Regions from separate parts of the Homo sapiens genome. Here region 2 is linked to region 1. Evidence: read pairs that join two places in POLR2A ChIA-PET (ENCODE). Cell type or tissue: IMR-90. All regions are shown on one strand. Each heading gives the region's core, and the rest is flanking DNA. Links, peaks and the distances in the headings are about the cores only.

Region 1 (16,076 bases), core at 3,881-11,880:
ACCAAAAAATTATCCAGGCATGGTAGCGCATGCCTGTAATCTCAGCTCCTCAGGAGGCTGAAGCAAGAGAATCGCTTGAACCCAGAAGGCGGAGGTTGCAGTGAGCTGAGATCATGCCACTGCACTCCAGCATGGGTGACAGAGGGAGACTCCATCTAAAAAGAAAAAAAGAAAAAAGAAAATCCTAAGAAGGCAAATCGACTAGGGACCACAGGACCCAGGGAGCCAGCATGATGGTGGGCTCTCTGGGTCTTCCTTCTGCCTTGTATATATATTATGAAGTTGGAGCTAGGGGAGCTGGCATCTAGAAATGCCAAGAGGCCCAGACAAAAACAAGTCCCACCAAAAGCCTGTTCTCTCTCACCAAAGGACTAGCAGAGGGGCAGTCCAGCAAGACAGAAAACTTAGACAATAACTGCTCTAGCTAAACACCACAGAAAGAAAACATCACCCCACCCACACCCACGAGAGGCTGTAATGAGGTGCCCCACCATCCTCAGTGAGCTGGAACTGGAGAAGGTCAGGTGGAGAGCCAGGTCTTTCATCCCTGCCAGCTAGTGATGAGGCTCCCCCAACTCATGGTGTCAGTGGAGACACACAGAGAGTCTGGGCTTCCACCCCCACCTGGCATTAGCAAGGCATCCCTCCTCATCTGCAATGGGGCGGTACCCTAGGAGGCCTAGCAGAGAGCCAGGACTCTTTATGATGGCCCAGCGGTAACGAGGCCACTCCTTCCCGCCATCCCAAGGCTTCAGATGGGAAGAAGTGATAAGGCATTTTCATTTCACCCACCAGGAAAGTATCAGTGGAGGTTAGCAGGGAGCCTGAACTCCCTCCCTGATCCAGCAGCAATGAGGAGCGCAGCACCCTCAACATTCAGGTGTCAACAAAGGCTAAGTGAGAAACTTGGACTTCTGCCACCATCTGGCAGTAATAAGGCAGTGCCCCTTAGGTTCCCCTGCCTGAACAGTGTCAGAGAAAGTCAGCTGAAACAGAAGGTTTAAGTAATATCCAGAATCTTGTTTGTTTTGTTTTGTTTTGTTTTGAAACAGAGTCTCACTTTGTTGCCCAAGCTGGAGTGCAACAGCGTGATCTCAGCTCATTGCAACCTCCGCCTCCCCGGTTCAAGCGATTCTCCTGCCTCAGCCTCCTGAGGAGCTGGGATTATAGGTATGGGCCACCAAGCCCAGCTAATTTTGTATTTTTAGTAGAGACAGGGTTTCACCATGTTGGCCAGGCTGGTTTCGAACTCCTGATCTCAGGAGATCCACCCACCTCAGCCACCCAAAGTGCTGGGATTACAGGTGTGAGCCACCACACCTGGCCTGGAATCTTGTACGTTATATAAGAATATCCAGGTTATTGCTAACATGGTGAAACCCTGTCTCTACTAAAAATACAAAAAGAAATTAGCTGGGCATGGTGGTGAGCGCCTATAGTCTCAGCTACTCAGGAGGCTGAGGCAGGAGAATGGCGTGAACCCAGGAGGCGGAGCTTGCAGTAAGCCAAGATTGCACCACTGCACTCCAGCCTGGGCAACAGAGCGAGACTCTGTCTCAAAAAAAAAAAAAAAAGAAAAGAAAAGAATATCCAGGATACAACTGAAAATCCCTCATTATACCAAGAACCAAAAAGATCTCAAACTGAATGAAAAAAGGCAATAGATATCAACCCCAAGATGACAAAGATGTAAGATTATTTGACAAATATTTCAAAGCAGCCATGATAAAAGTGTCAGCAAGCAATTTGCTTAAAACAAATTTAAAAAATTGTAAACTGGGCTGGGCGCAGTGGTTCATGCTTATAATCCCAGCACTTTGGGAGGCTGAGGTGAGCAGATCACCTGAGGTCAGGAGTTTGAGACCAGCCTGGCTAACATGGTGAAACCTCGTTTCTACTAAAAATACAAAAATTTAGCCAGGCGTAGTAGTGTGTGCCTATAATCCCAGCTACTCGGGAGGCTGAGACAGGAGAATTGCTTGAACCTGGGAGGTGGAGGTTGTAGTGAGCTGAGATTGTGTCATTGCACTCCAGCTTGGGCAACAAGAGTGAAATTCTGTCTCAAAAAAAAAAAAAAAAATAGAAAACTGGCTGGGCCTGGTGGCTCACACCTATAATCCCAGCACTTTGGGAGGCCAAGGTGAGCGGATCCTTTGAGCCCAGGAGTTCAAGACCAGCCTGGGCAACATGGCAAAAACCTATCTCTATAAAAATACAAAAATTATCCAGGCATGGTGGCATAAGCCTGTGGTCCCAGCTACAGCTGAAGCTGCTGGGACACAGGGCACCAAGTCCCTAGGCTGCACACAGCTCAGGGACCCTGGGCCAGGCCCACGAAACCACTTTTTCCTCCTAGGCCTCTAGGCCTGTTGTGGGAGGGGCTGCTGCAAAGGTCTCTGACATCCCCTGGAGACATTTTCCCCATTGTCTTGGGGATTAACAATTGGCTCCTCGTTACTTATGCAAATGTCTGCAGCCTGCTTGAATTTCTCAGAAAATGGGATTTTCTTTTCTATTGCATTGTCAGGCTGCACATTTTCTGAACTTTTATGCTCTGTTTCACTTTTAAAACCAAATGCTTTTAACAGCACCCAAGTCACATCTTAAATGCTTTGCTGCTTGGAAATTTCTTCTGCCAGATACCCTAAGTCATCTCCCTCAAGTTCAAAGTTTCACAAATCTCTAGGGCAGGGGCAAAATGTTGCCAGTCTCTTTGCTAAAACATAACAAGAGTCACCTTTGCTCCAGTTCCCAACAAGTTCCTCATCTCTATCTGAGACCACCTCAGCCTGGACTTTATTGTCCATATCGCTGTCAGCATTTGGGGCAAAGCTTTTCAACAAGTCCCTAGAAAGTTCCAAACTTTCCCACATTTTCCTGTCTTCTTCTGATCCCTCCAAACTGTTCCAATCTCTGCCTGTTCCCCAGTTCCAAAGCCACTTTCACATTTTCAGGTATCTTTTCAGCAATTGATACTAACTTACTATATTAGTCCATTTTCATGCTGCTGATAAAGACATACCCAAGATGGGGCAATTTATAAAAGAAGGAGGTTTAATTGGACTTACAGTTCCACGTGGCTGCAGAAGCCTCACAATCATGGCAGAAGGCAAGGGGAGCAATTCCCATCTTGCATGGATGGCTGCAGGCAAAGAGAGAATGAGGAAGACGAAAAAGTGGAAACCCCTGATAAAACCATCAGATCTCGTGAGATTTATTCACTACCATGAGAACAGCATGGGGGAAACTGCCCCCATGATTCAATTATCTCTCACCAGGTCCCTCCCACAACACGTGGGAATTATGGGAGTACAATTCCAGATGAGATTTGGGTGGGGAAACAGAGCCAAACCATATCAGATGGAAAAAGTTATATCATGCAAATGTTAATCAAAGGAGAGCAGGTGGCTATATTAATACCAGATAAAGTGGACTTCAGAGCAAAGAAAATTACCAGAGACAGAGAGGACATTATATAATGATAAAAGAGCCAGTCCACAAGAAGACATAGCAATCCTAAATGTGTAAACATCAAAGAAGAGAGCTGCAAAATACGAGAATCAAAAGCTGGGGCCAGGCGCAGTGGCTCACACCTGTAATCCCAGCACTTTGGGAGGCCAAGCTGGGCGGATCACCTGAGGTCAGGAGTTCGAGACCAGCCTGGCCTACATGGTGAAACCCCCGTTTCTACTAAAAATACAAAAAATTAGCCAGGCGTGGCGGCACACGCCTGTAATCCCAGCCACTCGGGAGGCTGAGGCAGGAGAATCGCTTGAACCCGGGAGGCAGAGGTTGCAGTGAACCGAGATCGTGCCATTGCACTCCAGCCTGGCAACAGAGCAAGACTCCGTCTCAAAAAAAAAAAAAAAAAAAAATTTGCCAAGCATGGTGGCGAGTGCCTGTAATCTCAGCTACTCAGAAGACTGAGGCAGGAGAATCACTTGCACCCAGGAGGCAGAGGTTGCAGTGAGCCGAGATCATGCTACTCCACTCCAGCCTGGGTGACAGAGTGAGATTCTCCCTCAAAAAAAAAAAAAAAAAAAAAAAAAAAAAAAAAAAAAAAAAAAAACTGGAAGGACAAATAGATAAATCAAGAATTATACTTGGAGACTTTAATACCCCTCTCTCAATAAATTATAGACTAATCAGGCAGAATATCAACAAAGATATAGAATAAGAAAACTCAACAGAAACATCAACCAACAGTATCTCAACAATATTTATAGAACACTCCACCCAACAAGAGCAGAACATATGTTCTTTTCATATTTTCCTCATTGTCTTGGGGATTAACAATTGGCTCCTCGTTATTTACGCAAATGTCTGCAGCCTGCTTGAATTTCTCCTCAGAAAATGGGATTTTCTTTTCTATTGCATTGTCAGGCTGCACGTTTTCTAAACTTTTATGCTCTGTTTCACTTTTAAAATCAAATGCTTTTAACAGCATCCAAGTTACATCTTAAATGCTTTGCTGCTTAGAAATTTCTGCTAGATACCCTAAGTCATCTCCCTCAAGTACAAAGTTCCACAAATCTCTAGGGCAGGGGCAAAATGCTGCCAGTCTCTTTGCTAAAACATAACAAGAGTCACCTTTGCTCCAGTTCCCAACAAGTTCCTCATCTCTATCTGAGACCACCTCAGCCTGGACTTTATTGTCCATATCGCTGTCAGCATTTGGGGCAAAGCTTTTCAACAAGTCCCTAGAAAGTTCCAAACTTTCCCACATTTTCCTGTCTTCTTCTGATCCCTCCAAACTGTTCCAATCTCTGCCTGTTCCCCAGTTCCAAAGCTGCTTTCACATTTCAGGTATCTTTTCAGCAATTGGTGCTGGGGAACATACACCAAGATAGACCATATCTTGGACCATAAAACAAACTTTAACAAATTTTCAAGAATTGAGAGATCATGAGGGTATGCTCTCTAATCACATAGAATCCAACAAGAAATTAATAGCAAAAAGATAACAGGAAAACCTCCACATACTTAGAAACTCAACAACACACTTCTAGACAATCTATGGGTCAAACAGGAAGTCTCAAGGGAAGTAAGAAAAACACATTAAATTGAATACAAATGAAAATACAACATATTAAAATTTGTGAGACACAGCTAAAGCAATATCATGAGGGAAATTTATAGCAATAAATGCACATATTAGAAAAAAAAGCCTCCAGCCTGGGCAACATAGTGAGACCCCATCTCTATTTTAAATTGTATCTGTATAATTTAAAAAGAAAAAGAGGCCAGGCATGGTGGCTTACGCCTGTAATCCCAGCACTCTGGGAGGCTGAGGTGGGCGGATCACCTGAGGTCAAGAGTTCAAGACCAGCCTGGACAACATGGTGAAACCCTGTCTCTACTAAAAATACAGAACTGACAACTCAGCTGTTTCCTGCATTCCTTGAGCATGTTCACTGTCAGTCTATGTGGACCGCCTTGACCAGGTTCAAGAGTTCCTTTTCATTCCAGTTTATTGAGACTTTTTCTTTTTTGAGTCGGAGTTTTGCTCTTGTTGCCCAGGCTGGTGTGCAATAGTGCAATCTCAGCTCACTGCAACCTCCACCTCCTGGATTCAAGCGATTCTCCAGCCTCAGCCTCCCGAGTAGCTGGGATGACAGCCACCCGCCATTAACCCTGGCTAATTTTTGGGTTTTGTTTTGTTTTGTTTTGTTTTTTGATACTAAGTCTCAATCTTGTCACCCAGGCTGAAGGGCAATGGTACGATCTTGGCTCACTGCAACATCTGCCTCCCGGATTCAAGCAATTCTCCTGCCTCAGCCTCCCGAGTAGCTGGGATTACAGGTGCCTGCCAGCATGCCTGGCTAATTTTTGTATTTTTAGTAGAGATGGGGTTTCACCATGTTAGCCAGGCTGGTCTTGAATTTCTGACCTCAGGCAATCCACTCGCCTTGGTCTCCCAAAGTGATGGGATTACAGGAGTGAGCCAACATGCCAGCCTGTATTTTTAGTAGAAATGGGGTCTCACTGCATTTTCCAGGCTGGTCTTGAACTCCTGACCTCAGGTGATCCACTGGCCTCGGCCTCCCAAAGTGCTGGGATTACAGGCGTGAGCCACCGCACCTGGCCTATGGAGACCTTTTAAGCATCAATGATTGTTGAATTTTGTCAAGTGTTTTTTCTGCTGTATTAGTTCATTTTCCCACTGCCATAAAGAACTTACCTGAGAGTGGGTAAATTGTAAAGGAAAGAGGTTTAATTGACTCACAGTTCAGCCTGGCTGGGGAGGCCTCCGGAAGCTTAACACTATGGAGGAAGGTGACAGGGAAGCAAGTACTTTCTTCACAAGCCATCAGGAGAGAGGAGGATGAAGGACGAGCTTCCAAACACTTAAAAAACCATCAGATCTCGTGAAAACTCCCTCATTATCACGAGAACAGCACGAGGGAAACCGGCCCCATGATCCATTCACCTTCCTCCCTCCACATGTGGGAATTACAGGTCCCTCCCTCAACATGTAGGGATTACGATTGGAGATGAGATTTGAGTGGGAGCATAGAGCCAAACCATATCATCTGCATATATTGAAATGATTACATGATTTATGGCAACGTGGTGACTTACACTGATTGATTTTCAAGTGTTAAACCAACCTTGAATTTCTGTGATCAGTCTGACTTGGTCATGATGGATTGTCCTTTTTGTATATTTCTGGATTTGATTTGATCATATCACATTAAGGATTTCTGTGAGTGAAAGGAAAATAAATCTTGGGACCCCCAAATCACTAAACTAAAGGAAAAAGTCAAGCTGGGAACTGCTTAGGACAAAGCTGCCTCCCATTCCATTCAAAGTCATCCCTCTGAGGCTCACCTGAGACAAATGCCTATCTGATTGCTTCCTCTTCCCTATCGTTTATGTAAAAATGCAGATTCACTGAACGGGACTAAATTGTGTATTCAGTGGAAGACTGGTCAAGGACTCAAAAGAATGCAACCTTTTGTCTCTTGTCTACCTTTAACCTGGAAGCCCCCACTTCGAGTTGTCCCACCTTACAGGACCGAACCAATGTACATCATACGCAGGAAGCTCAGAAAGCTTAAAATAATGGCAGAAGGTGAAGGGGAGCAGGCACGTCACATGGCAAAAGCAGAAAGGTGAGAGAGAAAGAGAGAGAGAAGAAGGGGAGGTGCCACACACTTTTAAATGACCAGATGTTGTATAAACTCGGGGTTAGAACTCACTTATCAGCAAGGGGATAGCCCAAGCCATTCATGAGAAATTGGCCGCCATGATCCAAACACCTCCCACCAGGCCCCACCTCCAACATTGGGGATTACAATTCAACATGAGATACGGGTGGGGACAAATATCCCAACTGTATCAGCAAGGATATTTCTATATTTTGGAAATCTTTCCATTCGAAATTGACAAAACGAACAAAGGCTTGTCACTGGAAGTGGTAAGCTTCAGTATTGCGGGGGGGGTTGGGGAGGGCAATTGCTCACGGGGAACTGGCATTTTCCAGATTCGTTCCAACTCACTTGATCAATGAGTCATTACTGTGTGGTGTTTTTAAAAAGCAGTTGAAATATTCTATTGCTGCAGCAGAGAAGGATCCAGGCAGCCCAGCTCCAGGTTTTGAGTCTCGGTGGTGACTTCAGCGTTTAGAAACAATTGTTTTTGGTTCAGTTCTAAAGCATTATGAATTCTGTTTAACTATGAACAAATTTTTACTTGACCCTCTAAAGTAGATCTCCTATCTTTATGATCTGTTTCATTTTCCATTAAAGTTTTAAAAACATATTTCAAATATCCCCTGGCATCAAAATGAAGTTATAAGACCTCAGAATCACCAACAAACGCTCTCTTTCTAGAATGCGAATGTGTGGGGAAGTTTTATTAAAGTGATTTTCATGTGCAAAAAGAGATTAGGCACGAATAAAGCCTGCCATAAAAAGCACACACGTTCTCTGGGGAATGTCTCAGTTTTGATTTCAGGGTTCAGTCTCGGTGAGATAATGATAGTCTTTAACATATGCATATTTCTTTTCTTTTTTAGTTTGGGCTTGTTTTTTGTTTGTTTGGCCTATGTCCCCATTGTGACTCTAACTTGCCAAAACTTAAACCTGAAAAACTGGCATTAGAAATTAGGCATAACATTACGAAATTACACATACCTCCAAATTTTTTCATGCCTTTTGGATAGTCTCAATTCCAATGTTGTTTTATGCCAATAATGAACATGTGCTGAGATGCAGTGCGGGTTGTTAAAAGTGCTTGCCAAACATACTTCTAAAGCTAACCCCGTTAGGGGAAGAAAAAAAACATCACATTACAGCACATTGGCTCAAAAGCAATGTACCCAAAGGTTGGCCCTCAAATGTTTCTCATTAAGAATCTTCCCTCCCCAAGGGCAGGCCTGGACTTGTTTGTTCCTTAATTTTCAGCCTTTAGCTCAGTGCCCAGCAGTGTGAGGTGGTTAATTGCTGCCAACCAGACAGGTTATTTGAAAATATTTGCCTTTAAGAGGTGTGTTAAATGAACAGTCCCCAGAAGTAAGATCCACGCCTCAGGGCAAAGGATGTTGTACTGCTTTTCACTTCCAAAGTGGACTTTCAAACTGAGATGTCGCTCTGAAATCCAAGAAGCTGCTTGGCCTGGAGGGAAAGGTTTCTGAGAGGGGCAGAAGAGAGTGCTGGCACCGCTGTGTTCCTGGGTAGGGCTGTGCCATGCCATGCTCCACACTCTCCTTTATTTTTATTTTTTTATTTCTTTTTGTTTGAGATGGAGTCTTGCTCTGTCACCCAGGGTGGAGTGCAATGTCACGATCTCGGCTCACTGCAACCTCTGCCTCCTGGGTTCAAGCAATTCTCCTGCCTCAGCCTCCTGAGTAGCTGGAATTACACGCACTCACCCCCACGCCTGGCTAATTTTTGTATTTTTAGTAGAGATGGGTTTTTACCATGTTGGCCAGGCTGGTCTCAAATTCCTGACCTTAAGTGATCTGCCCCCCTCAGCCTCCCAAAGTGCAGGGATTAAAGGCATGAGCTATCACGCCCGGCCCACACTCCTCCTTTAGGATAGTAGGGCCTGCACCCGGGTGGGGTGAGGGCTGGTGCAGACAGGACCCACTGGTGGCTTCTATCTGGAATAAGCTTCTTTTTTTTTTCTTTTTTTAAATTTTTTAATTTTTTTTATTATTATTATACTTCAAGTTTTAGGGTACATGTGCACAATGTGCAGGTTAGTTACATATGTATACATGTGCCATGCTGGTGTGCTGCACCCATTAACTCGTCATTTAGCATTAGGTATATCTCCTAATGCTATCCCTCCCCCCTCCCCCCTCCCCGCTGGAATAAGCTTCTTCATCCCTAAGTCATTCTCACTTGTTCTTCAAAACTCTGGTGAGAAGCTCCCACTCTGCGGAGACTACTTTGAGGCCCAGTCTGGGTTACCTGTCTCCTCTCCTGCGCTCTCCGGGTCCTCCCCGTGTCTGCCTGTCACAAGCTAAGCCCAAGGTATTGCCATCCTGTTTCCCTCCTGGCCTGTCAGCTCCTTTGGGAGGGGACCACGTGTGGCGCATCTTTGTGTCTCTGTGACCAGCAAAGGATGCTCCTACGTTCCCCACTAGCCCCCCCTCTGCCCACCCCAATTCATCAACGTTCTTTTGAAGGTGCTTTGTCCTCGCCCGCCCACCGCCACCCCCAGCTGCTTTTTCCTTGTGCTTGCTTTCCAGCACTTTGACTGTGCTGTCCCTAGAATGTGGTTTTCTGTATGTTTATCCTGCTGGGGCTAAGTAGAGCTGCTTTATTCTGTGGATTGTCATCTTTTATTATTTTCTGGAAATTCTTGGCCATAATCTGTTCCTTTCTCTGCTCCCGTTCCTCTCTCTCTCTCCTTTTATTCTGGGACTATGCTTACTTGAAGGGGTGATACGGTTTGGCTCTGTGTCCCCACCCAAATCTCATGTGGAATTGTAATCCCCACGTGTTGAAGGAGGAGCCTGGTGGGAGGTGATTGGATTATAGGGGTGGATTTCCCCCTTGCTGTTCTCGTGATAGGGAGTGAGTTCTCACAAGATCTGATGGTTTAAAAGTGTGGCACTTGGCCAGGCACGGTGGCTCACACCTGTAATCCCAGCACTTTGGGAGGCAGCGGGTGGATCACCTGAGGTCAGGAGTTCGAGACCACACCCTGGCCAACATGGTGAAACCCAGTCTCTACTAAAAATACAAAAAGTAGCCAGGCGAGGTGGCATGTGCCTATAATCCCAGCTACTTGGGAGGCTGAGGCAGGAGAATTGCTTGAACCTGAGAGGCGGAGGCTGCAGTGAACTGAGATTGTGCCACTGCGCTCCAGCCTGGGTGGCAAAGGGACACTCTGTCTCAAAAAAAAAATGTGTGGCACTCTGCCCATCTCCACAGCTCCTACTCTGCCATGGTAAGACGTGCCAGCTTCCCCTTCTCCTTCCACCATGAGTGTAAGTTTCTTCAGGCCTCCCGGTCATGCTTCCTGTTAAGTCTGCAGAACTGTGAGTCAACTCAACCTCTTTTCTTCATAAAATACCCAGTCTCAGGCAGTACTATTTTATTTTAATTTATTTATTTATTAATTTTTGAGACAGGGTCTCACTCTGTTGTCCAGGCTGGAGTGCAGTGGCGCAATCTCAGCTCACTGCAACCTCCACCTCCTGGGTTCCAGTGATTCTCAGGCCTCAGCCTCCCAAGTAGCTGGAATTACATCATGGAATTAGCCACCATGCCCGGCTAATCTTTGTATTTTTTTGTAGAGACGGGGTTTCACCATGTTGGCCAGGTTGGTCTCAAACTCCTGACTTCAATTGATCCACCCGCCTCAGCCTCCCAAAGTGCTGGGATTACAGGCATAAGCCACCATGCCTGGTCCCCTTAAGTTCTTAATTGTTTAGTTCTAGAATTTTAATTTCATTCTTTTTCTTCAAAGATGCCAATTTCTCATTGAAAAATATAACTTTTATTATTTTATCTGTATTTCTTCTATTTGACACATTAATCATTATTACTTTTATTGACTTTTTGTTTATTTATTTGTAGAGACAATGTCTCACTCTGTCCCCCACGCTTGAGTGCAGTGACAGGATCATGACTCACTGCAGCCTCAAACTCCTGGGCTCAAGGGATTCTCCCACCTCAGCCTCCCTAGTAGCTGGGACCATAGGCACAAACCACCATGTCCAGCTAATTAAAAAAATTTTTTGTGGAGATGGGGTCTTGCCCAGAGTAGTCTCAAACTCCTGCGCTCAAGTGATCCTCCCACCTTGGCCTCCGTAAGTGCTGGGATTAGAGGCGTGAGCCATCGTGTTCAGCCTCATTATTATTTTAAAGTCCTTGTCTACTAACTTTAATATCTGCATCTGACTCTTTTCATGTCTAGTGATTTTAATGAGGTGCTGAACATTGTATATAAGAAGGAAGAAGGCTCTAGGTGATGTCATTCGCTCCAGAGATGGGTCCTCTTCACCTCCTAAAAATATTCATGCTTAAGTGAAAAAAGCTGTATACAAACTAGCCCTATTGGATAACCAGTATGAAGGGGCTTTTCACCTCATTCTAATCAGAAACTGAGCAGTAAAGGGGCGGGGCCATAGTTCTCATCATACTCAACCTATGTCCAGGGTGTCCTTGTTTCCAGACCATGCCTTCATAGTCTCTCTCTCTTTTTTTTTTTTTTTTGAGATAGAATCTCACCTTGTTACCCAGGCTGAAGTGCAATGGCACCATCTTGGCTCACTGCAGCCTCCGCCTCCCAGGTTCAAGCTATTCTCGTGCCTCAGCCTCCTGAGCAACTGGGATTACAGTTGCACACCACCACGCCCAGCTAATTTTTATATTTTTGGTAGAAACGGGGTTTCACCATGTTGGCCAGGCTGGCCTCGAACTCCTCACCTCAGGTGATCGGCTTGTCTCGGCCTCCCAAAGTGCTGGGATTACAGGCTTGAGCCACCATGCCCGGCCCATAGTCTCTTTATTGAGAACCCCCTGGGCCTTTGTCTCCTCAGCCCTAAAAGATGACAAGACAGCAGCTCTGTCCATCAGAGGTTCCAGCCTAGCTCTCCCCGTTCTTCCCAAGTAGCCTTAAAATCTGGCAAGTGTCTGGGGAGGAGACATTGGCAGTGTGTTTGAGACAGGTCTCCTCCCAGGGCTGATCTTTTGTTCCCTAAGCACAATTCTGCCCTTTAGAAAAAGTTTCCTCCCCACTCCCCAGCTTCCGGCACCAGAACCCAGCAAATGTACCTCCAGGGAGAACAGGCCAGATTCCCACAAGTGTCCTTAGCACACTCTCCCATGTGACCACTGAAATATCTGCTGCTTCCCCCACCCTGCAAAGGCTTTCTGCCTTGAGAAGCCCAATCCTCAGCCCTCAGGAAAAATAAAAAACAAAACAAAACAAAAAAAAAACAGCTGGAGACCCACCGCTCACCTCAGGGCCTCCCAGCACTAGAGTCTTATCTAACCTAAGCCGCATTGCCTCCACAGCTCTTTGATGTCTTTCAAAGTATGTTTTTTGCTATTTATTCAGCTTTTTCTAATTGTGGCAGTGGGAACTTTGGCCTGTGATGATCTACTAAGTGTTCCGATTTAAAAAGTAGAAAAAGAATGTCTCTTAATAGCTTATCCACATACTTGCTTTTTTAAAAAAAAATCACGCTTAAGTGAAAGCACTAAAAGCACAATTGCACGGACACTAGGATTGCAGCTGCAGAAAGCCTCCATGCAAGCAAACCAGAGCTAGAGGGAAACGTGGACAAACGAAGCCTGCTGGGCCGGGCGAGGTGGCTCACACCTGTTATCCCAGCTATCTGGGAGGCTGAGGCAGGAGAATCACTTGAACCCTGGAGGCAGAGGTTGCAGTGAGCGGATGCTGCACTGCAGCCTGGGAGACAGCGAGACTCCATCTCCAAAAAAAAAGAAAAAGAAAAAAAATGAAGCTTGGTGGGCTGGGTGGTTGGATTCTGGGCCCCTGTTTTTCTGTGCTTTTGATTTCCTTTAATATAACTTAAATGACTCAAATGAGGTTTATGGAATTTTCCAGCGTATCATATTGAAAATCCAGGCTTGGCTCTGTGGTTCCACATAAGGTCTGCTTGAAGCTTTTGTCCCAGGTTCTTGAATGGACGAATGCCCACCCACTCTACCTGTTGTGAATCACCCCAGGTGATTCCCTGCTCTTTTTCTTTTCTTTTCTTTCTTTCTTTTTTTTTTTTTTTTGAGATGGAGTCTCACTCTATCGCCCAGGCTGGAGTGTAGTGGTGCGATCTCAACTCACTGCAACCTCCGCCTCCCGGGTTCAAGCGATTCTTGTGCCTCAGCCTCCTGAGTAGCTGGGATTACAGGCGTCTGCCACCATGCCCAGCTAATTTTTGTATTTTTAGTAGAGACGGGGTTTTGCCATGCTGACCAGGCTGGTCTCGAACTCCTGAACTCAAGTGATCTACTCGCTTTGGCCTCCCAAAGTGCTGGTACTACAGGCATGAGCCACCACACCGGGCCAATTCCCTGCTCTTTTGAAGAAGCCCCCACCTCATCTTGCCCCTGTCATTAAGAGTCTTACAAAGGTTAAGGTCTGGGAGAATCAACCATATCAATCCATTTAAGTCTCTTGTTGTCTGGTGCTTTTGTGGATTGAGCTCTAAACTTGGAGCTGGGGAGAGAAGAGAACCAGGCTGAGCCTCTCACAGGCTGCGTGAGAGAAAGCCACTGCCCTTTCCAGCCTCAGTCTCTCCATCTCTAAAGTGGGTACAATACACCTGCCTCTCAAGGTTGTTGGAGGACTCAGGGCCATGCTGTGTGTGGTGCCAGCCCCAACCCATGGTGAGAGAGATTGGCAAACCGTCAATGCCAGCATGAGCTTGCAGTGGGGAAGGACCCGTGGGGACCCAGAGGAGGGCAGAGAGGAGAGGAAACACACATCCCACGTGGCCCCACAGACCACCCACCCTGCACCCCACATCTGCACACTGGTGCATATTGCACCATCAAACCCTGAAACCCCAGGGGGAGTTAAAGGCATCTGGTGGTCTGAAACATGAGAGCGCATACAACATGGTCATAAATGAAGTCAGCCTTATAAACTGTGAAATCCAAGACGCGGGCTGACTTTTTCCTGTTTCCCAATAAACACTGCAGATTTTACATTCAGAAGGAAACTAAGACCAGAGATAAAGTTAGAGCCCCGTTCTGTGGTGAGATCACCACCTGGTATCAGGTGTACCTCTCAGACCAAGAAGCTTCTGTCTGTGATCAGGGAGGGGGACTGCAATGCTGAGATAGTTTTTGTCTGTTTGGTTCGATTCCGCTCCCAGGACAGTGCTCGGCGCATGGTCACACTCAACAAAATCCTTGGTGAGCGAGTGCATGAATGAATAAAGAAGCCATTCACTGAGCATGCAGAGAGAGGAGGCTGAAGATGCAACTGAAGAAAACAGACAGAGTAGAGTGTCCCTAGGGCCACACGTGGCAGTTTGGGAGGCTGGACTGAGTCCTGCAGACACTGGGGAGTCAGGGCATGTGGCAGGATCCTTCTGCTGTTGCCCAACAGTCCCGGTGCTGCAGGAGGGAGGGGCGGGCGTGGGGATGGCTGGGCCTTGGGCATCGCCAGAGACATCATAGCCTTCCGGGACAGCCCAGGGGCTTGGCAGAGTGTCTTGTTGTAAAGCTTGTGGGGTCTGCAGGGCCTACTCTGGCTATACCCACCCACAAGGCCATGCAGCCAGAGGGTGCGGGAGACAAACAGGAGCCGAGCCAAGTGGCCAGAAGGAAGGCCAGGAGCAAGCCCCAGCAGAAGCCAAGCCCAGCAGACAAGGTTTGTGACATCGAGAGGAAGCCACTGTGGTGCCCTGGACACAGCGTGGCAGGGGGACAGGGGGGACAGACTCCCTGGTGGTGCTGAGGAGACACGGAACACCCCACACTTCCCTCTGTAGAAAGCAGATTCCCAGGCCTCGGGGTTAAATGGGAACCAACAGGCAGCATGGGGCCAGGCCTTGGTTAGAGCTCCATAAAGACATGCTGGCATGGAATGGGTGGGACTGGCTCACGCCTGTAATCCCAGTGCTTTGGGAGGCTGAGGCAGGAGGATCACTTGAGCCCAGGAGTTTGAGACCAGCCTGGGCTACATAGTGAGACTCCTGTCTCTACAAAAACTAGGAAAATTAGCCAAGCATGATGGTGTGTGCCTGTAGTCCCAGCTACTTGGGAGGCTGAGGTGGGAGGATTGCTGGAGACTGGGAGGTCAAGGCTGCAGTGAGCCTTGATTGCACCAAGATTGCACTCCAGCCTGGGCGACAGAGTGAGATTCTGTCTAAAAGAAGAAGACATACCAGCATGTGGCTGAAACAGTGATGGAGACACCCACTCCGCCTACAGAGGCTAAGGCCTGTCTCCAAACCTTTGCTCTTCTCTCCGCCTCAGATGCCTCTCCCCTCCCATCTCTGCCCACAGAACTCCTCATACTCTTCCCAGCTCAAGTTTCACAATCTCCACGAAGTTTGCCAAGGTCACCTCTTCCTGCCGCATCCTCCTCCTCCTCTATCATAGCCAACGCTTATCTGACATTGCCAAGTGCAGGGCTAGAAGCTTCATATGTGTTATCTAATTTAATGCTCCCAATACCAGTATGAGAATGGTGTCATCATCCTTTTGTACACAGAATCCACTGCAGCTCAGAACAGGTAAGTGGCTTCCCCAAGGTCATCCAGCCGGTGAGATATAGAGGCCATGTTCAAATACAGGTCTCTGAGGGCAAAGCCCGTTCTTAAGCATTAGGAGCCCTTGCTACCCATGAGACAGTGGACATGGCCCCCAACATTGTCCCTTGGTGCTCTCTCTTGATCTTTTTCTTTTAAGGTTTGTTTTATATACTTGTCTCCACCCGGGAGACCAGGAGCTGAGTCTCTTGAGAGCCAGGACCTTGACCCAGTTGCCGCATGCTCTCCTCTCTTGTTCCCAGCCCTCACCCATGCTGCCCTTCCCTCCCTTCCCTGCCCACCTGGCAAATCTGCTGGGCTCCAGGCAAACACAAGCTCCTCCAAGGGCCCTCCCTGCTCCTTGCAGGCCACCTCTTCTCAGGGATCT
Region 2 (12,038 bases), core at 1-8,000, 52 kb before region 1:
CCAGACCATGGCGGTGGCGCTGCCCAGGGACTTGCGGCAGGACGCCAACCTGGCAAAGAGGAGGCACGCGGAGCTGTGCAGGCAGAAGCGGGTCTTCAACGCCAGAAACAGGATAATTGGGGTGAAAGGGCAGGGGCCGGGACGGGGTTAGAGCGGCAGATGCGGGCGAGGGGCTGCGTGGAGGGGGAAAGGAGATGAGTTCTAGGATGAAACATCTGAGCCAGGAGGCAGCAAACGGCCTCCTGCAGGGCCAATAATGCTCCCTCTCGAGCTCGCCTGGAGTCACCAACGGTTCTCCTCCCCTGAGCCAGATTTTCTACAACTCGTTTACAGTGGGGCAGAGATTAAAAATAATAATAAGTAGGATTGTTATTACTGAATAAAATGATCTGGCTCTAACCCTTCTCCTCTGTTTTTCCATTTATAGGGAGACACTGAAGCCTGGGATGTTCAAGTTCATGACCAGAAGATAAAAGAAGCTACTGAAAAAGCTAGACATGAAACCTTTGGTGAGCATTTCCTGAATGCTTATCTATTGGTTTAGGATTGTGTGGCTTTAGACTCCAGTCTTCCCCACCGTCCCCCTGCCCCGCCTTTTTTTTTTTATTTTTTATTTTTTTTATTTAATAGAGATAGGGTCTCACTATGTTGCCCAGGCTGGTCTGGAACTCCTGCGTGCAAGTGATCCTCCCACGTCAGTCTCCCAAAGTGCTGGAACTACAGGCATGAGCCACGGTACCCAGCCCTCCTTTCTTCACATATATAAAAAGTTGTCATTTTCACACTCTTCTTCCTTTTAAATTTCACAATTTCTTGTGCCCAGTTAACTTAATGCACTGATTCTTCTCTTAAAAACAGCTATTGAATTCGAATGTGGATTATAAGAAATAGATTTTAAGGGTATATGTATGTTTTCCTTCATTTTCTTAAAAAACTGGATAGGAAAAGCCTTAAACACAGAAAGACACACACACACACTCACTTGCTCTGCTCAAAAGTTTAAGACCGTCTATGAAGGACAGCTGTTTATACCAGACAACACATATGTCCGGGCTCACACCCTCAAGCTGACTCAGAGACAGACATGATTCAAATCATAGTATTCAAGTACCTTGAATACTGTTATTCAAGGTATTATTATTCCACTTCAAATACAACTTATTTTCCCCTATCGTGTCCAACAATTTCAACAATTGTTGAAATTTCACACTTTGAGAGGCTAAAACTAGAGGATCACTTGAGACCAGGAGCTCCAGACTTGCCTGGGCAACAAAGCGAGACCCCATCTCTACAAAAAATAAATTGAAAAAAAAAAAAAAAAGAAATTTCAGTGTTTTTAAACACCATAAAGATTTTTATAATAGAAAAAAAAGCAGGATACAAAATTGTACATACAATGGGCTGTTATGTTTTTAAAATATTTTAAAATATGCTCAGAAGAAGAAGAGAGGAAATATGCCAAAATGTTAGCAGGGTAATGTTGGAGGGATAGAATTATGAGTAAACTTTATTTTCTCCTTTATACTGTTCTGTATGTTCTAAACATTTTATCTTTTTTATTAATATTTTTAGTTATGAGGTAATTCAATCTTACAAAAACAATGTGACAGGTACATATGTACCCACCATCAGACTAGATGTTAACATTTTGCCAGATTGGCTTCAGATATCTTCAGTGTTTTTTGAGAATTGTGTTTTTTATATATGTGTATATATATATATATATATATAACAACACTGCCCTGCCCCCTACCTCTTAATTTTCCCCTCCTTTCTCCTCAGAAGTGTTTATCATTCCCATGCTTTTTTTTCTATTTTCTTTTGAGATGGAGTCTTGCTCTGTCTTCCAGGCTGGAGAGCTGTGGCGCGATCTCAGCTCACCGCAACCTCCGCCTCCTGGGTTCAAGCAATTCTCCTGTCTCAGCTTCCCGAGTAGCTGGGATTACAGGTGCACACCACCATGCTGGGCTGATTTTTGTATTTTTAGTAGAGACGAGGTTTCACCATGTTGGCCAGGCTGGTCTCGAACTCCTGACCTCAGGTGATCTTCCCGCCTCTGCCTCCCAAAGTGTTGGGATTACAGGCATGAGCCACCAGGCCCAGCCCCCACGCACTATTTATGCTTGTACTATTTATGTATGTATTCATAACAATATAAAATTGTTTTTATGTGTTTTTAAAATTTATGTAAATGGTATCCTATTGAATAGATCCATTTGCAGTATGCTTTTCTTTCATCCAGGCTTGTATTTTTGAAATTAATCAGTGATTTACATATAGAGAGTATTCATTTTAATTGTTTTATGGCATTTTGTTATATGAATTAACTACAGTTTCTTCATCCATTCCCATACTGATGGCTGGTTTAGATTTTTTTTTTTCAGTTGTTTTGTCATTGTGGACACTGCTGCAATGACTGTCCAAGAATTGTGTCCCTAGCACATGTGAAAGGGATAACTAGAAGTGGAATTGATGGATCAAAGGTAGTTTTATGGGATATTGAAAAATTGTTTCGTTGTAAGTGTACCAAGTTACACTCCTACAAGCAGCAAATGAGAGGTTTTTGTTTTGTTTTGTTTTGTTTTTGAGATGGAGTCTTGCTCTGTCACCAGGCTGGAGTTCAGTGGAGCGATCTCGGCTCACTGCAACCTCTGCCTCCCGGGTTCAAGCGATTCTCCTGCCTCAGCCTCCCAAGTAGCTGTGACTATAGGCACGTGCCACCAAGCCCAGCTAATTTTTGTATTTTTAGTAGAGACGGGGTTTCACCATCTTGGCCAGGATAAGCTCTATCTCTTGACCTTGTGATCCGCCCACCTCGGCCTCCCAAAGTGCTGGGATTACAGGCGTGAGCCACCATGCCTGGCCGCAAATGAGAGATCTTGTTTCCCCACATCCTTACTAATGTGTGCCATTATTAGCATTTTAAATATTTTGCCTTCGATTCATTGGATGTTTCCCACCTTGTATGGGTGATCATCCTTTCATAATTGTATTGATTACTCAGGTTTTTTTTTTTTTTTTTTTTGAGACAGAGTCTCATTCTGTAACCCAGCCTGGAATGCAGCGGCGTGATCTTGGCTCGTAGCAACCTCTGCCTCCTGGGTTCAAGCGATTCTTTTGCCTCAGCCTCCCGAGTAGCTGGGACTACAGGCTCCTGCCACCACGCCCGGCTAATTTTGAATTTTTAGTAGAGACAGGGTTTCACCATGTTGGTCAGGCTGGTCTTATACTCCTGATCTCAGGTGATCCGCCCACCTCGGGCTCCCAAAGTGTTGGGATTACAGGTGTGAGCCACCACACCCAGCCTCAGGTTTCTTTATAGTGATCTGCCTGGCCGTTCCTACACTTTGCCCATTTATTGGGTTGGGGTTTTGGGGTTTTTTTAATTGATTTGTAGGTACTCTTTGTATATTCAGGATACTAATCCTTTAATGGCTGTGTTACTTTTTTGGAGGGTTGTATTACTTTTGCAATCACTGAAAAAATTAGTTTTTAAAGTAGATTCATGGGCTGGGTTCAGTGGCTCACTTCTATAATCCCAGTGACTCAGGAGGCTGAGGCAGAAAGATGGTTGGAGGCCAGGAGACCAGCCCAGGCAACATAATGAGGCCCTATCTCTAAAAAAGTAAATAATAAAAAATAAAATGGATTCAAATTTATTTTTTCCTCTGAATCCTAAGCTTATGGATATGCTGTATCTCTTCCAGCTGCTGAAATGAGGCAAAATGACAAAATCATGTGCATATTGGAAAACCGGAAAAAGAGGGATAGGAAAAATCTCTGTAGGGCTATCAATGACTTCCAACAGAGCTTTCAGAAGCCAGAAACTCGCCGTGAATTTGATCTGTCCGACCCCCTAGCCCTTAAGAAAGATCTTCCAGCCCGGCAGTCAGATAATGATGTTCGGAATACGATATCAGGAATGCAGAAATTCATGGGAGAGGATTTAAACTTCCATGAGAGGAAGAAATTCCAAGAGGAACAAAACAGAGAATGGTCTTTGCAGCAGCAAAGGGAATGGAAGAACGCCCGTGCTGAACAAAAATGCGCAGGTAATGAAACAGAAGAGACGAGCTGGTCTCAACGCTCTCTTCAACAAACCAACCCTACAGTTTTTTTTTTTTTTTAAGCAACCCTACAGTTTTTTTTTTTTTTTAAGCAACCCTACAGTTTTTGTGGGATTTGTTTAAAGTCCTACCAATGTGCACAGACAGCCACATGCTACTTTGGCCCTGTGGGGAAAGAAAAGTCAGAGCCTGCCCTCCAGGAGGGAAACACCTGCAATGACACCTCAGTCATGTGGAAAACACTTTCCGTGTCGGGGTCCCAGTTGGATGCCGGCGTGCAGAGGTAACTCAGAATCGGTCCCTGCCCTCCCAGTCTGCGGGGAAGGTGAATGGGAAAGATGCAGGTCTTCCTGAGTCTCTTGGGTGCTGTGGTAGAAATTCCTACAGGGGACTTTGGGGGTGTAGTTGCAGGCATGGTGGTCACATGCCCTCACCAGGACTCCCCAAGCCCAGGGAACCTCTTGGGCAAAGGCTCCAAGGCATGAAACAGCCTCTCATTGAGGGAACTGCAGAAAGCCCCATGTGTCCTCACTGAGGTCAGCAGCATTCTGCTCTCCCAGCTCCTCTTCATGCCTGCACTCGAGCAGCACTGACCCGCCCAGCCACTTCTGTGCCGGAAAGACCGGGTAACGAAGACGACAACATCCCTGCTCTCTTGGGGTGTGTCAGCGGGTGATGGAATAGTGAGGAGCTATGAGGAAGACAAAACAGGGACCAGGCACAGAGAGGAATGCACTCCGCCTTCTTGAGCGCCTCCTCTCTGCTTGTTAGTTTGCAGTCTCCTTGCTCGGCCCATCCTCCTCCAAGCCTCTTCTCTCCCCAGTCTACTCTCCATGAGTGATGTCTCCCCAGATCATCTTCTCCCATTCTTCTCCCACTCCTACCAGATTTATGCCCTCCCTGCTCCACTGGAACTGCCCTGGCCAACCTCACCAGTGACCTCCATGTCGCCCAATCCAAGGTCGGTTTTTGACCTTCATCTGGACCTAACAGTCGATCACCTCCTGCTCCTGGAAATGCGCATGCAATTCAGCTTTCAGAACACCACTCTCACATTAGCTCCCTTCCCATCCAGGTCCTTTGTTGGTTTCTCATCTGCTCAACCTCTGGATGTTGTTCACACCAGTGCTCTCCTCTACCAGCTAAACTCACCCGAGTGATCTTGTCCGGTCTCATGGCTTTAAATGCCACCTATAGGCCATCATTTCCCAGGTTTATACCTCCAGCCTGGACTCTTCCCTGAATCCAGACTCATAAATTCATCTAACTTCTCTTGGATGTCTAATGCACTTGTCAAGATCAGCACGAGTCCAATAACTCTGTTCTTCCCTGCAGACCTGACCTTCTACCCACATCCGTGACAGCTCCTTTCTTCTAGCTGCCCAGGCCCCAGCCCAGGTAATCTTGACTCCTTCCTTTCTCTCCATTTTTCAGCTACTTTCCACACCCTCCAACATTCCCATTCTGAACTAAGGCTATCAGCATCTCTCGGCTGGGCGCAGTGGCTCATGCCTGTAATCTCGGCATTTTGGGAGGCTGAGGAGGAAAGATCACTTGAAGCCAAGAGATCAAGGCCAGCCCGGGCAACAAAGTGAGACCTCATCTCTACAAAAAATTAAAAAGTTAGCTGGGCATGGTGTCGTGCCCATGTAGTCCCAGCTACTCAGGAGGCTGAGGCAGGAGGATCACTGAGCCTGGAAGGTCAAGGCTACAGTGAGCCGTGATTGTGCCACCGCCCTCCAGCCTGGCCAGCAGAGTGAAACCCTGTCTCAAAAAAAAAAAAGACCGGGCACAGTGGCTCATGCCTGTAATCCCAGCACTTTGGGAGGCTGAGGCGGGCAGATCACGAGGTCAGGAGATCAAGACCATCCTGGCTAACACGGTGAAACCCCATCTCTACTAAAAATACAAAAAATTAGCCGGGAGTGGTGGCGGGTGCCTGTAGTCCCAGCTACTCGGGAGGCTGAGGCAGGAAAATGGCGTGAACCCGGGAGGCGGAGCTTGCAGTGAGCTGAGATTGTGCCACTGCACTCCACCCTGGGTGAGAGTGAGACTCCATCTGAAACAAACAAACAAAAAGCATCTCTCAGCTGCTCTTTGGGTCTCTCCCCTTATCCTACAGAGTAAACATTTCACTCAGAGTAAACGATTTTTTTCAGAGACCTACAACGCCTTCACAGTCTGGCCTTATCTCCTGCTATGCTGCCCTCTCACTCCATTCTTTCCACACTATCTTGCTGTTTTCAGACGTGAGTATATCAGGCTCACTTCTGCCTCAGGGCCTTTGCATGTGCTGTTCCCTCTGCTTAGAAATGTCTTTCCCCAGATATCTGTAGGGATCACCACTCTCCTCCAGGGCTGTGCTAAAGTGCTATCTTATCAGTGAGGCTTCCCCTGACCCCCCTATTTTAAACCCTGTACCCTCCTCCCACCCCACATTCCGTATCCTGTTGCTTAATTTTTCTCCATAGCCTTGATCACTGACGTGTTGTATGGTTCATCCATCTCCCAAGTGGTCTAAATTTCCACCTCTGGCCAAAAGGCTTTGTTTCAGCTGTGGACTTGGTTCTTCAGCAGTCTCCTTGACATCTCACAGGACCCTTCACAACATGTCGGAAAGCAGCCCTGGATCCTCTTCTGCATCTGCTCCTTTTTCCATCTTTCTCCTCCAACTAACTGGTACCTCCTGCCCTTAAACCAGAAGTCTAGGGAATCATCCATGACCCACCCCTGACTCCAGGCCATCTCTGACTCTTGTCCCTTCTACCTCCTGCATATATTTTGAACTGTCCGCTTGTCCCCATCCCTGCTGTCACCCTTGTGATGCAAGCCACCATCTCAGCTGAACAGACCTCTGCCAAGATCTTTCTGATGGCCTCCACTTCCTTTCTTGCCCCTCTCTGGTCCATTCCCAAAACAGCAGTCAGTGATACTTTTAAACAATGTGGAGTTTGGCCAGGTGCAGTGGTTCACACCTGTAATCCCAGCACTTTGGGAGGCCGAGGTGGGTGGATCCCCTGAGGTCAGGAGTTTGAGACCAGCCTGGCCAACCTCTGCCTCCCAGGTTCAAGTGATTCAACACTGTTCTTACTTTGGGAGGCCAAAGTGGGCAAATCACGAGGTTAGGAGTTCAAGACCAGCCTGGCCAACATGGTGAAACCCTGTCTCTACTGAAAATACAAAATTAGCTGGGCGTGGTGGTGCGCGCCTGTAATCTCAGCTACCCCGGAGGCTGAGGCAGGAGAATTGCTGGAACCCAGGAGGCAGAGGTTGCAGTGAGCCAAGATGCACCACTGCACTCCAGCCTGGGCAACAGAGCGAGACTCCATGTCAAATAATAATAATACTATTATTATTATTAATACTATTATTAATAATAATAATTAAATAATTAATTATTATTTAAATGCCACCTATAGGCCATCATTTCCCAGGTTTATACCTCCAGCCTGGACTCTTCCCTGAATCCAGACTCATAAATTCATCTAACTTCTCTTGGATGTCTAATGCACTTGGATGTCTAATTAATTATTATTATTAATAATAGTATTATTAATAATAATAATAGTATTATTAATAATATTAATAATAATAATAGTATTATTAATAATAGTATTATTAATAATAATAATAGTATTATTAATAATAATAATGTTATTATTCTGCAAAGGAGGTATGTCCTGCTTCACAGGTAAGGACACAGGCTCAGCAAGGCTAAGTAATAGTTGAGGTTAACAGAGCTCGGAAATGTCTGGGCTGGGATGTGAGCCTCCTCTGACTCCAAATCTTCACATTTTGCTTTTGGACCTTCTACCTTGACCCCTTCACCTCCTACTCTTCCTCTTTCTCTTACTCATTGGCCTGACCAAGTCCTCCTGCCACTCCACAGTATCTGTCATCTGGCCCCACTTCCTCCATAGAGTCCTGTCTGGTTTCTTGCTCTTTCACTTCTGGATTCCCCTGAATCCTTTCCCAAAACCTCTGCACCTGCTCCCAACCCACTTCTTTTGTCCTGCAGGTCTCAAACGTCATTTCTTGGGGCTGTAGAGTATCTCTTGCCCACTGTAAGGATGTAGCTGCCTCAGGATAGAGCAGGACAGCAAGGGGCACACCACCAGCCTGTCCCAGGACCCCAGCATAGTAGTGATCACTAGCACTCATCTGGGAGCTTGACTCTCCCACAGCCTTCAGAGGCAGGTCCTGTCATTATTGTTCCCGTCCTCATGCTCATGGCTAAGGACGTGGTAGGAGGCAAAGGCACGAACGGCCACACGTGGGAAGGTGCTCCTGTGGCCAGGTCGATCTGATTGCTTCTTGCCTCCTTTCAGAGGCCCTCTACACAGAGACAAGGCTGCAGTTTGACGAGACAGCCAAGCACCTCCAGAAGCTGGAAAGCACCACCAGAAAGGCAGTTTGTGCATCTGTGAAAGACTTCAACAAGAGCCAGGTATAGGTACTCCGCGACCTCGGGCTCGACGACTGGAGGGGAGGATGAGCCCACTACGGCTTCCCAAGGCTCTCCGGCTTCCCTGGGATCCCAGTCTCAGCCTGCTCCCTGGTCACATGACCGGCCCTGACAGAGACCCTGATGGGCTGCCTGATGACAGAGATGGATGAGACCCAGTCCTGTGCCTTAGCTCTGAATCTTGGAGGGAAACCTGCCAAACTAGCCATGTAACCTGGGGAAGTCAGCTCACCTTTCTACACCTCGGTTTCTTCTTCTGTAACATGAGGATGGTGACATCCACCTAGACTGTTACCGCCTAGCTCTGCTCCACTGCCTGGTGCTGGTTTCCATTCTTCCCACCTCTCAGACTTCCCCTTTACTGAGAACAGCTACTTGGATGCTCACCGATGGCAGGGATGATGAAGAAGATCATAATGAGCTCGAACACTGGGGCCTCCTGAGACCTCCCACCTCCTCTCTAAACTCTGGCCCCCCTCCTCCCACACACTCCCCTCCCCTCCAACCTGATGCTGAAATTGCTGAAATAGGTTCTTCTTTTTGTTTCTTTGGTTTTTTTGTTTGTTTGTTTTTGAGACAGGGTCTCACTCCATCACCCAGGCTGAAGTGTAGTGGCACGATCATGGCTCACCGCAGCCTCGACCTCCCAGGCTCAGATGATCCCCCCACCTGAGCCATCCAAGTAGCTGGGACTACAGTCACGCGCCACCATGCCCAGCTAATTTTTGTATTTTTTTGTAGACACAGGGTTTTGCCATGTTGCCCAGGCTGGTCTCAAACTCCTGAGCTCAAGCAGTCCTCCCGCCTCAGCCTCCCAAAGTGCTGGGATTACCACATCTGGCCCTCTTTTCGTTTTGGAAATTAGAGCTCGCCCCCCTGCCTCTCCCTCCCCCCACAAGGTTTTCTTTTCGAATGCAATTCTGTTTTCTGGTGGGTGGGGACTTTGCCTGGGTTCATTGATCAGGTTCGCTCGTCAACTAGAACTATGGTCCCCAAAGAAGGCTGTGCAGGATCTGTGGGAGAGCAGATACCAGAGCCCTGCTTTATATTCATTTTTAACCTCATCACTTTTGATTTCCATGTACATGTGTAGTTATAAGCATGTGCTATCATTAAGGTATAGTAGTACCATGCTGTGAACTAAATATATTGGAGATACAAGCTCAAAACTGTCCTGGTGGAGGCAGGCAGTCAAAAATCCCAGAGAGGCTGGACCAGACACCAGAGAATGTGGGTTTTCAACACGGGGGAGAGGAATGAGGAGAGCCAACTGCGGGGGCTGGGGAGGACCAAAAGGCAAAGCAAGACACCTGAAGTCCGAGCTCACCACCCAGTGAGCTGCAAAGGTCTTAGAGATCATCCATCCCTGCCCTTCATTTTACAGAGGGCGACCAAAGAGGGGAGGCTGTTTGCTCCAGTCCCCACTGCAAGTGAATGGCAGGATGTGGGGCCCTTGACAATTAGTCCACTGTTGGCTGGTGATCTGCTCATTCATTTATGGAAGCGATGGTGATGATGATGATGATAATTCACTCATTCATTCATCAATTCAACCAATGTTTATTGAGCCCTTCCTGCTGGGCATTGGAGTGGCTTTTGCTAAACCCTATTGTCTCATTCATCAATTTATTCATTCATATATTCTAGAAGATGTTTAATGGGCATCCACAGCCTGCCTGGTTTTCTCAGACCCCCGGCTCCTCACGTGGATGCCACGAGGCAGCACCATTGCAAACACTCCTGCACTGGGAAAAGCCGCCCTCTGGCTTCTGCAGCTCTGCTACTAACTACAACTAGGCTTTTTAATTAACCTGGGATGTTAATCCAAAGCCCAAGCAGGCCGGTCCAGTTCAACAGGAAGGACACACGTGAGGGCCTCCAGTTCTTGGGTCGGGGCTCATTTCGTCAGAGAGGCATTGTGGCATCAGGGTGTGGCACGCAGGCTCTGGAGCCCGACCACACGGGGTGCAGACCAGGCTCTGCCCTGCAGCCTTGGGCAGGCCACCCACTGCGTCCATTTGATCATCTGCAGAATGAGGAAGCGACAACACCCTCCTGTGTCGGTCAGAATGTGCTAACCCTTGCTGGGATAAGAAGCAGCAGTCTCAGTGGCTTAAACAGAAAGTTGATGTTCCATGCATGCTCCCTGCCCGCCATGGACAGGCTGTGAGGCCTGTTCCTTGGCATCCTCACTTTGGAGCCCAGGTCCTGGGATGGAGCGACCGCCAGCCAGAGGATCCCTGCAGGAGGAGGGAAGGAATGTGGCTAGTCCCCGCAGGCTTCCTCCCAGGAGCAGTACTGCCACCTCTGCTCACATTTCTTTTTTCTTTTTTTTTTTTTTTTTTGAGGTGGAGTCTTGTTCTCTTGCCCAGCCTGGAGTGTGTAGTGGCGCGATCTTGGCTCACTACAAGCTCTGCCTCCCGGGTTCACACCATTCTCCTGCCTCAGCCTCCCAAGTAGCTGGGATTACAGGCCTCTACCACCACGCCCAGCTAATTTTTCTATTTTTAGTAAAGATGGGGTTTCACCATGTTGGCCAGGCTGGTCTTGAACTCCTGACCTTGTGATTTGCCCACTTTGGCCTCCCAAAGTAAGAACAGTGTTGAATCACTTGAACCTGGGAGGCAGAGGTTGCAGTGAGCCGAGATTGTGCCACTGCACTCCAGCCTGGGTGACAGAGCGAGACTCCGTCTCAAAAAAACAAACAAACAAACAAACAAAAAAAAACGGGTGTAGGGGCTTGGAAGGATGAGCTGACTTCCTTAGGGAGTACTCAGTGGCAAGTCCGGTATTGAAGTTGGGCCTGTCTAACTACAAAGCTTGTACTGTGTGACTCAATCAAGCTGGCCTCTGGTGAGCACATGTGGGAGGCCGGCTCCTTGCAAACTGCCCTGTCCATGTGTTACTGAGGACAACTGTAAACCCAAGTACATGTCTCCTAAGCCATCTCCTGACTTTACAGAGAAATGACTGCAGCCCAGAGAGGGGAGGTGACTTGGTATAGGCCACATAGCCAGGGAACCCCCAGGGAATCAAACAGAAATGAGACCTGGAATTACTTTGTACTGGGGGCTGCAGCTCAGGACCACTGAAGTGACAGTGCATTTTCTACCACTGTTGTCAATCACTCTGTTGAGCGTTCTTTGCAGCCCACAGATGTCCAAGGGTTGCCAGGGGCATAGAGCCCTGCCTTGGGTGGGACCAGGCCCACGCGGGGTGTCGGCCTAATCCAAGGAGGGAGTTCCCTGCCTTGGTAAGTTGGTGCAAGACCCGGAGCTCTTATGCATACACCCAACAGGTGGTGATCCCCCGAGTCCAGCCCACCCGCCCAGCAGTGCGCAGGCAGCCAGGGGTTCAAGGACCCACCCACATCCGTGCCTGACAAGTCTCCCCTCCACCCGACTCCTGCTGCCCTTAGCATATCCTCCCCTCGAGGGCCCCCAGTGAGATTTGCTGGCCTGGGTGTCAGAATGCCCCTGGGGTCACTCGGACCATCTTCTTTAATG

What was found. ChIA-PET counts read pairs that join two places held together with the same protein. Peaks named below come from ENCODE experiments on the same cell type or tissue, not always from the same donor. Only the 100,000 strongest peaks of a DNase experiment are listed, where the experiment ranks them.
Region 2: POLR2A ChIA-PET joins it to region 1 with 19 read pairs; 2 of 35 experiments call an interaction of 5 or more read pairs at or near these places.

What each region holds. Positions count from the first base shown.
Region 1 is chr22:45,461,552-45,477,627 of GRCh38, forward strand. No RefSeq gene overlaps it. Among named protein-coding and RNA genes, the nearest start is that of FBLN1, 33 kb to the right of the region's middle. RefSeq lists an enhancer at 14,723-15,222. In IMR-90, for the core only: no CTCF peak of the experiment used is centred there; a DNase peak (open chromatin) is centred at 7,510; H3K27ac peaks cover 1,312 bases.
Region 2 is chr22:45,413,895-45,425,932 of GRCh38, forward strand. RIBC2 (RIB43A domain with coiled-coils 2) reads left to right here. Exons shown (of 7, transcript NM_015653.5): 1 at 1-121; 2 at 428-509; 3 at 3,708-4,052; 4 at 8,396-8,514. Among named protein-coding and RNA genes, the nearest start is that of RIBC2, 6.2 kb to the left of the region's middle. RefSeq lists an enhancer at 1-621. In IMR-90, for the core only: no CTCF peak of the experiment used is centred there; no DNase peak of the experiment used is centred there; H3K4me3 peaks cover 182 bases.